Linked DNA regions of Homo sapiens: region 1 is linked to region 2. A link is an interaction called in ENCODE POLR2A ChIA-PET data of the cell type or tissue named here. Cell type or tissue: A673. All regions are shown on one strand. Each heading gives the region's core, and the rest is flanking DNA. Links, peaks and the distances in the headings are about the cores only.

The links. ChIA-PET counts read pairs that join two places held together with the same protein. Peaks named below come from ENCODE experiments on the same cell type or tissue, not always from the same donor. Only the 100,000 strongest peaks of a DNase experiment are listed, where the experiment ranks them.
Region 1: POLR2A ChIA-PET joins it to region 2 with 7 read pairs; 3 of 35 experiments call an interaction of 5 or more read pairs at or near these places.

Annotation. Positions count from the first base shown.
Region 1 is chr11:64,391,217-64,395,599 of GRCh38, reverse strand. It overlaps LINC02723 (long intergenic non-protein coding RNA 2723), which reads left to right. Exons shown (of 2, transcript XR_007062719.1): 1 at 1-395; 2 at 636-1,258. Among named protein-coding and RNA genes, the nearest start is that of LINC02723, 2.4 kb to the left of the region's middle. In A673, for the core only: no CTCF peak of the experiment used is centred there; no DNase peak of the experiment used is centred there.
Region 2 is chr11:64,673,287-64,677,669 of GRCh38, reverse strand. It overlaps NRXN2 (neurexin 2), which reads left to right. Exons shown (of 23, transcript NM_015080.4): 7 at 633-677. Among named protein-coding and RNA genes, the nearest start is that of NRXN2-AS1, 32 kb to the right of the region's middle. In A673, for the core only: no CTCF peak of the experiment used is centred there; a DNase peak (open chromatin) is centred at 2,059; H3K27me3 peaks cover 1,324 bases.

The DNA.
Region 1 (4,383 bases), core at 304-4,303, 280 kb after region 2:
CAGTCCAGGTTAGAAACATAGACTGTGGCCGGGCATAGTGGCTCACGCCTATAATCCCAGCACTTTGGGAAGCCAAGGTGGGCAGATCTCTTGACTTGAGGTCAGGAGTTCGAGACCGGCCTGGCCAACATTGTGAAACCCCATCTCTACTAAAAATACAAAAATTAGCCAGGCATGGTGGTGCATGCCTGTAGTTCCAGCTATCCGGGAGGCTGAGGCACGGGAATTGCTTGAACCCTGGAGACAGAGGTTGCAGTGAGCCAAGATCACGCCACTGCACTCCAGGACTGTATCAAGTTCACTCCAAAAGTGGAGAAGAGCCATCTGGACTGCAACTGCCACCAAGGGAAGCCACACTTCAGCCAAGTGGGGCCCTCCACCTAAGGCCGAGCATGGTAAGACACTGCAGAGGAAGGGGTCTTGACTTGAATTCATCTGGGCTTTGCCTTAGAGGGAGAAAGGTATTGCATTTTTGGACTTCAATCATGGGGGCTCCTGTTTACCTTGCAGCTGTCTTATGTTGCAGGTTTTGATGTGGTTCTCAATGTTCAAACCCCACTGGGAGTTATATTACACAGTGTCGTTTGACCTAATTTAAGATAGGAAATGGAATAAGAAATGAATTTTCTTCCTAGGTGTCACACAGCTGTAGCCGTTAGGAATGTCTCTGGATGCAATGAATAGAAAATCTACATATCAGAGGCTGAAGCAATAAGAGGCAGCAGCGTGGGTATGGGCTATTCTGGGTTTGGGGAAATAGTTCAGAGATGTTATCCGGGAGCCAAGTCCACTTTTATTGGCCTTTTATTGGGAAGAAAGGAGTGTTCCTCTCATCAAGAAGTAAAGTGTTTCCCAGAAGCACCCCCTCCTCCTCACATTTCTTCACATCTCTTTGGCTAGAACCGCATCACACGGCCACCCCCAGTTGCAACAGAGACTGGGAAGGTGGAGTATCAGATGGAAATCCTATTGTCAGGACCCAGGCTGAGCATGCTGCCTCCCCACACGAAACCAGACTTCTGTTAGCAAGAAAGATACAAGATCGCCGGCCACTATGGTTATTGACATGTTGTGCTGTCATCTTCCAAAAACTGACGAGGGCCAGGTGCGGTGGCACACACCTGTAATCCCAACATCCTGGAGGCTGAGGCAAGAGGATCACTTGAGGCCAGGACTTTGAGACTAGCTTGGGCAACATAGCGAGACCCCCATCTCTACAAAAAATAAAAATAAAAATTTTAATAAAAAAAATAGCCGAGCATAGTGTCATGCACCTGTAGTCCTAGCTACTTAGGCGGCTGAGGCTGAGGAACTCCTGAGCCTGGAGTTCAAGGCTGCAGTGAGCTGATTGCTTCACAGCACTCCCTCCTAGGTGACACAGCGAGACCTAGTCTCTTTAAAAAACAACAACAAAAAATTACAAAGAATTCAACAATTTAAAAGTACAGCCCAAGGCAACCTACAGAATTGGAAGAAATATTTGCAAATCATGTATCTTATAAGAGATTAATATCCAGAATATAGAAATAACTCCTGCAACTCAACGACAACACAAAAATCCAGTTAGAAAGTGTGCAAAGGGAGCTAGGCGTGGTAGCTCACACCTGTAATCCTAGCACTTTGGGAGGCTGAAGCGAGAGGATCACCTGAGGTCAGCAGTTTGAGACAAGCCTGGCCAACATGACAAAACCCTGTCTCTACTAAAAATACAAAAAAATTAGCTGTGTGTGGTGGCAGGCGCCTGTAATCCCAATTACTTGGGAGGCTGAGGCAGGAGAATCTCCTGAACCCAGTGGGGGGAGGTTGCCATGAGCCGAGATCATGCCACTTCACTCCAGCCTGGGCTAAAGAGCGAAGCTCCATAAAAAAAAAAAAAAAAAGAAAGAAAGTGTGCAAAGGACTTAAATAAAAATTTATCCTGGCTGGGCACAGCCAGGCACAACTACTCAGAAGGCCGAAGCAAAAGAATCACTTGAACCCTGGAGGCAGAGGTTGCAGTGAGCCAAGACTGTGTCACTGCACTCCAGCCTGGGCAACAGAGCAAGACCCTGTCTCTAAAAAAAAGAGAGAGGCCAGACGCGGTGGCTCATGCCTGTAATCCCAGCACTTTGGGAGGCCAAGGCAGGTGGATCACCTGAGGTCAGGAGTTCGAGAACAGCCTGACCAACACGGTGAAACCCCATCTCTACTAAAAATATAAAAATTAGCCAGGCGTGATGGCGCATGCCTGTAATCCCAACTACTGGGGAGGCTGAGGCAGGAGAATGACTTGAACCCAGGAGGTGGAGGTTGCAGTGAGCCGAGATCAGGCCACTGCGCTCCAGCCTGGGCGGCAGAGAGAGACTCTGTCTCAAAAAAAAAAAAAAAAAAAAGAATTAGGGACAGTGTCAAGTCCGTCCATTCTGGCCACAGTGTCCAACTTCAGGGACAGTAGGTGGCTTTTGGGGCACAGAGCCAGAGGCTGCAGTGGGGCCAGGCGTGGCACCCAGTGTTCAATGGTGGCAGCGGCCGATCGCTCCCGTGGCCTGACTTTGCCTCGGGTTCTGGGAGCTGCACCCTGTTTCTGTGGTTCTCCAGCCTTCCTGGTACCTCCTGAATCCCTTCCAGCCCCCATGGATAAAGTTAAGTGCCTCCCTCTCATGTGCTCCCTGGAACCACCTCCCTCGCGGCCTCATCAGCTAAGGTCTTTGTCCCCACACCACATGAGCACCCACTGAGGGCAGGGACAAAGCTTCATCTTGTCCACTTCTCTATCCCTGGGCCCAGCTCCAGCCTTACATGTAGAGAAAGTTCTCGTTGTGAGTGAATGCATGGCTCTTTGGAAACAGAAACAGAACCAGGAAAGGATTGACCCAAAGTCCGCTGCAGAGATTGAGCTCCCCCAGCCCCAACAGGGCCCCCCGCTACAGAGGCCTGGGGAACAACCCCAGAAGGGAAATCAGGAACCAGCCCGGGAATGGAATGTCCTAGATCTACCTGAGATCAGGACCCTCCTCCCCTTCCCAGCATGCAGTGACCTGCAAGAGTCACACAGGAGGGAGTCCTGGGACCATTCTCCCTCCTAGAAAAAAACCCTAAAAGACAAAGCTGTAGCAACTGCCTTAGAAGGACAGGCTGAGTGGCCGGGCGCGGTGGCTCATGCCTGTAATCCCAGCACTTTGGGAGGCCGAGGCAGGCAGATCACCTGAGGTCGGGAGTTCAAGACCAGCCTGACCAACATGGAGAAACCCCGTCTCTACTAAAAATACAAAAATTAGCTGGGCGTGGTAGCAGGTGCCTGTAATCCCAGCTATTTGGGAGGCTGAGGCAGGAGAATCGCTTGAACCTGGGAGGCGGAGGTTGCAGTGAGGGGAGATCACAGCACTGCACTCTCCAGAGCCTGGGCAATAGAACGAGACTCCGTCTCAAGGAAAAAAAAAAAAAAAACAGGCTGAGCTCCCTGGCTTGTGGGGAGAGAGCAAGGGGCCTGCCCAGAGCTGAGTGATCTGGGATGATGGGTGCAAGGGAAGATGACCTCCCTGCAAATTAATGAGGCAGCTTTCTGTTCATAAACCACCTGCCATGACAAGCCTGGCCTGTTCCCAAGACAATGTCCAGGCTCAGAGCAAGCCAGATCCAGAACAGTTTCCAAACTACATTCCAGGGAACCCCAGTGCTCCACAGGCATTGCTGGGTGTGCCATGGGGAGCCTTGAATTAAACACATATAACAATGCAGGACTCCTCAGAGCATTTAATGCGCTGAGGCCCTTGATGACTTTCCAAGAGGCAGCACAGTACACGGCTGATGACAACATTTTTGCTGAGCATCTATCATAAACTTCCAACCTCCTTGAGCTCCAAGGAACATAGCTTGCAAATGCTGCTGTGGGCAGCACCCCACTACCTGCCACTGAGAAACTGAGGTCCCATCTCTTAAGTCTCACTCCCACCCTCTGCTGGGGGCAGTGGGGAGCCAACCTGTCCTCCCCTTGCGGGGCTCTGCACACATTGCACACGTCTCCCTCTGGGGAAAGGGGTGCCAAGGAACTTCTGGGCCAGCTGAGCCAAAATACAGACTTGGAGTGTGAACTGGCCAAGTCACTGCCTCCTCCCTGAGGGTCCCTCCCTTTGGCACCCGCCACCTTATCTCCAGAGAGGCCACCGTGGCACAGAGCCCCAGGCTCCACAGGTGGCTACTGACCGTCACCCACCTCTGGGCCAAGTCCACTCTCTTTTTGTTTTCTTTTCTTTTCTTTTTTTTTTTTTTTTTTTTTTTTTTTGAGACAGAGTCTTGCTCTGCCCCCCAGGCTGGAGTGCAGTGGTGCAATCGCAGCTCACCGCAACCTCCACCCACTGGGCTCATGTGGTTTTCCTGCCTCAGCCTCCCAAGTAGCTGGGACTA
Region 2 (4,383 bases), core at 298-4,297:
CTTACTAATACTGCATAATTGGGTCTGCTTCTTAATCCCCTGCCTTCCCTCTCTCACCCTCTGTTGGAAAACCCCGTTGCCGACTCTGTGTGTGTTACTAACACGCTTATAACCCAGGGGACCAAGGGATGGGCAGGGACAGGTGGGGCAAGGTATGAGTGAAAAACCGAACTAACCTTTCTGTCTCATCTGCGGAATGTCAGCCATCTTTAAGTCTTTGGTTTCTTGGTCCAGTTCTTTTGTTGTTTTCTTCTCTACTAACCAAGGTCTCTAACTGTTCCCCTTCTCTGCAGACGGCTCTTCTTCGGGGAGGGGATGGTGGGGAAGAGGAATCCAGAGGAGGGGCGGGGTAGGGATGGGGAGAAGAAAGGACTTAATTTTTCTGTGTGTTTTATTTCTCCTCCCCCCATTATAATTTAATTTTCTTTAAACAAATACTTTTGCTGAACCTAAGGTGGGAGGGTTGGAACAAACAACCAAATATATATGGATATATATTTTTTCCTCGTTCCTTGAGTTTCACAGTTGGTCATTTTATTTTTCTTTTCTTTTCATTCTGTTCTTTTGTTGTTGTGTTTGTTGTTGTTTTTTGACACCCCCCTCCTCCCCATCCCCCCATATCTCCGGTGAAGCACGCAGGGATTGGACACGCTATGGTAAACAAACTGCATTATCTGGTAGATATCACTCTAATTGTCTTACCGTTTGGTTTGCCGTGGGTTTTTTTAACTGTTCGATTCTCCCTCTTTTGTTTCCTCTCCCTGTTTGGTTTTTTGGTTGTTTTGCTCTTCCAATTGTTTTTTGCGTCCTGGACAATCTTTAGATTTTGCTTCTCTTTTAGTTTCCCTCTTTCCCTTTTCTTTCTTTTTTGGTCCAAACTGAAATACAAAAGACAAATGGAAATCGAGGAATTTGGCTTGTCCCTGCTGTAATCCCTAACTCCTGAATTCAGATTCCTGGCCAGAGAGACCTGGGGGCAGGCCCCATGTTCATCGGCTCTGGTTAGACCAGCCCCGATGCCAGGCTGCTTATTTCTATTGCTTTATTTTGTTCTTTTCCCTCCCCTCCCTTGTTTTTTCTCTTTGATTTAGTTTCTTGGTCTCCTGAAAATCCATGGAAAACACCATCCCATGACATGCTATGCTCTGCTCACTGTCAGCTCCCTGGACAGGGCCGCTCAAGTTTGAGGAGGGGTCTGGGGGTGAGACCTCCAGTGGCAGCCAGTGGGGTGGGTTCCCAGGGGTGGAGGGCATGGCCTTGGGAGATGCGGAGCTGCCTGAGATCAGTCCAGACCTCATGCAAATCATCAGTTCATAGCAGTTTGGGGGCTGCCCCATGCTGGCTGCTCTGGGAAAGGTGCCATCCCCTCCCTCACTTCTCAGCCTTGAGGGTTCCTGGTTCCATGTCCCCCACATTTTGCATGGCATGAATGGTCTTTTCCCCTGACCAGGGATAGCGTCCAGTTCCCCCAACTGCTCCGCTGCTCTGACTAACACTGTGTTTCACACTGTCTTCCTTCCCGTCACCCCCTGCCCTCTCTGCCCGCTGCCTGCCCCGCATGGCCTCTGACAGGGGCTGGTTTCCTTCCCTGTTGAGGGGAGCGAGAGGAGGAGGCCTGCAGGGGTGGGAAGGGGCAGCATTGGTTGTCCTTGTCACCGAGCTCCTCTGTTTGGGTTAGGCTCAGTCCTGGTGAGTGTTGGTGTGGGTGTCTGTGTAAATGCAGCTGGTGTGTGTTGGTGTGTGGGTGTGACTGTGTGTAAATGTTGGCGTGACATTTCGGGGTGTTAGTGGGAAGCTGTACTGTGTGTGCGAGGCTCTGCTGGTGACTCTCCACGTGTGAGCTGGTGTGAGCTGGGGGCTGCGTGACTATGTGGGTTTTTGAGCCTGGTGAGGACTCTGTGTGGAGGTGGACTGTGGAGACTGGCCCTTCAGTTGCAGTGCCATGGCAGTCAGGAACAGGGAAGGAGCTGGGGCTAGCCCTTTGCTCCTTGCCTTGCCTCAGAGTGTGTGTGCGCAGGCCCTGCTGCGTGTGATCCCCTGGGATTCCCTCGTGCCTGCCCAGTCCTGGCTCTGCAGCAGCAGCCGGTTAGTCATCGCCTATTAATAATGCAGAGTGACTGAACACCAGGCTGGGGACCCTGCAGATGGACGTGTCTGCTCCCGTGGGGCAGCTGCCTGGCCTGCCCAGCCTCCCAGGTTTGTATGGCTGGCTGGTGAGGAGGGAAGCGTGACAGTTGGGGCTCCCAATCTGAGTGTCTCTCCCACTTCCCTAGGAGGCTCTACCTCTGAGGCTACATCTGGCTTTTCCTGATACTTTTGCAGATCCATGTTTTCCTGCACCCATATAGACTAGTGCCCATGGCCAAAGCCATTCCAGCCCTCCCCAATTTAAGACCTCAGGTGGCCACTCCCAGTGGTCTTGGTGTTCCAATGGGGCATACAGTGCCAGGTTTCTTGTTCCTCCAGCTGCTGCTTCTAGGAGTTAGCTGCTACCTGCCCGGCTCAGGCCAAGCCATTGAGTACCTGTCAGGAGCTGGCCAATTGGAACTTTCTTTACGGTGCTTCACTAGATAACCAACCTGTGACTTTAGGGACAGAAGGGAGGCAAGATCAAGCCATGTGGTACACCCCAAGCCTCTGGGGAATACCATCCTAGAATTAGGACCCAGCAGACTTTCCATCTAGCCTCAATTTGGTTAAAAATTGACCACATGGGCTGAGTCTACTAAAGCTCAGTTCCCTTATCTACCAAATGGGCTAATAGTGGTAGTATACCTGCATTGCCTACTACATGGGGTCAGTGTGAAGATCAGGTAGAGTAATAGAAGTGAAAACATTTGTACTCTGTAAAGGAAATTGTAATGTTACTAAGCTTTATAAAATGTTAACTGGTTATCTCAGTGTTTCCAGGGCAGGGATGTTTTGTAAAGAAATGATTCTCTTCCCTAGCAAACCCTGGAGAACACAGCATCTCTGGCCCACTGGAGATCCTATTACCATCTCTTCTTAAGAATCAGTCCCAAAATAACTGTATGAAACCCTAGAATGCTTCAGGAATTGGGCTGGAGAAGAGGAAGAAAAATGAATGACTTGATTAAATTGGTTAAGAAGCAACAACCAGCTAGGCACCTGTAATCCCAGCTACTTGAGGCTGAGGTGGTTAAGCTGGTTAAGAAGCAAACAACCTGCTGGGCTCATGCCTGTAATCCCAGCACTTTGGGAGGCTGAAGTGGGTGGATCACCTGAGTCCAGGAGTTCAAGGCCAGCCTGGCCAACATGGTGAAAACCTGTCTCTACTAAAAATACAAAAAAATAGCTGGGTGTGGTGGTGGCCATCTGTAATCCCAGCTACTCGGGAGGCTAAGGCAGGAGGATTGCTTGAACCTGGGAAGCGGAGGTTGCAGTGAGCTGAGATTACGCCTCTGCACTCCAGCCTGGGCAACAAGAGTGAAACTCCATCTCCAAACAAAACAAAACAAACAAAAAAAGGAAGAAGCCAACAACCAGCTATGCACCAGTAATTTCAGCTACTCAAGGCTGAGATGGGAAGAGTGCATGAGCCCAGGAGTTCAAGACTAGCCTGGGTGACATGGCAAGACCTCCCCACCGCCTGCTTTTTTTTTTTTTTTTTGGAGACAGAGTCTTGCTGTGTTGCCTAGGCTGGAGTGAAGTGGCGCGATCTCGGCTCACTGCAACCTCTGCCTCCAGGGTTAAAGCAATTCTTATGCCTCAGCCTCCTGAGTAGCTTAGACTACAGGTGCATGCCACCACTCCTGGCTAATTTTTTGTATTTTAGTAGAGACAGGGTTTCACCGTGTTGCCAGGCTGGTCTCGAACTGCTGAGCTCAGGCATTCCACCCACCTTGGCTTCCCAAAGTGTTAGGATTACAGGCATGAGCCATCGTGCCCCAGCAAGGCACCATCTCTAAAACAAACAAACAAACAAACACCCTATCTCTAAAACAAACACACACACACACAAACAAAACAAAAAAAAGTAAACAATACTGTCTTGTTTCAGTCCTGGAAAGGAAAGTATCTGCTAAATTCTGAGTCTCTAAAGTCTGCACTTTCCTGCATGAGCAATACTGACTGATAAACAGACCTGGTTGCCTTTTGGTGGCCTCATAGACCTTCATAAATCTGTACTAGGAATCAGCTCTTTCAGCCAAGACCAGAGTCAGAGGCCTTGTAACAGGGTTCAATGTGTTCTGATTCCCAAGGCATCCCCCAGACAGGTTTTGGTTAGTTTCCAATTTATTTTTACTAACTCATTTATATGGACTATTTTCATGTTGTTTGAGCACTTCTTCTTGGGGGAGAGGGTGGATATAAAGCAAAAAGGCCAACCTTGAGAAGGTTGAGAAGTTCGGATTAGGTGTG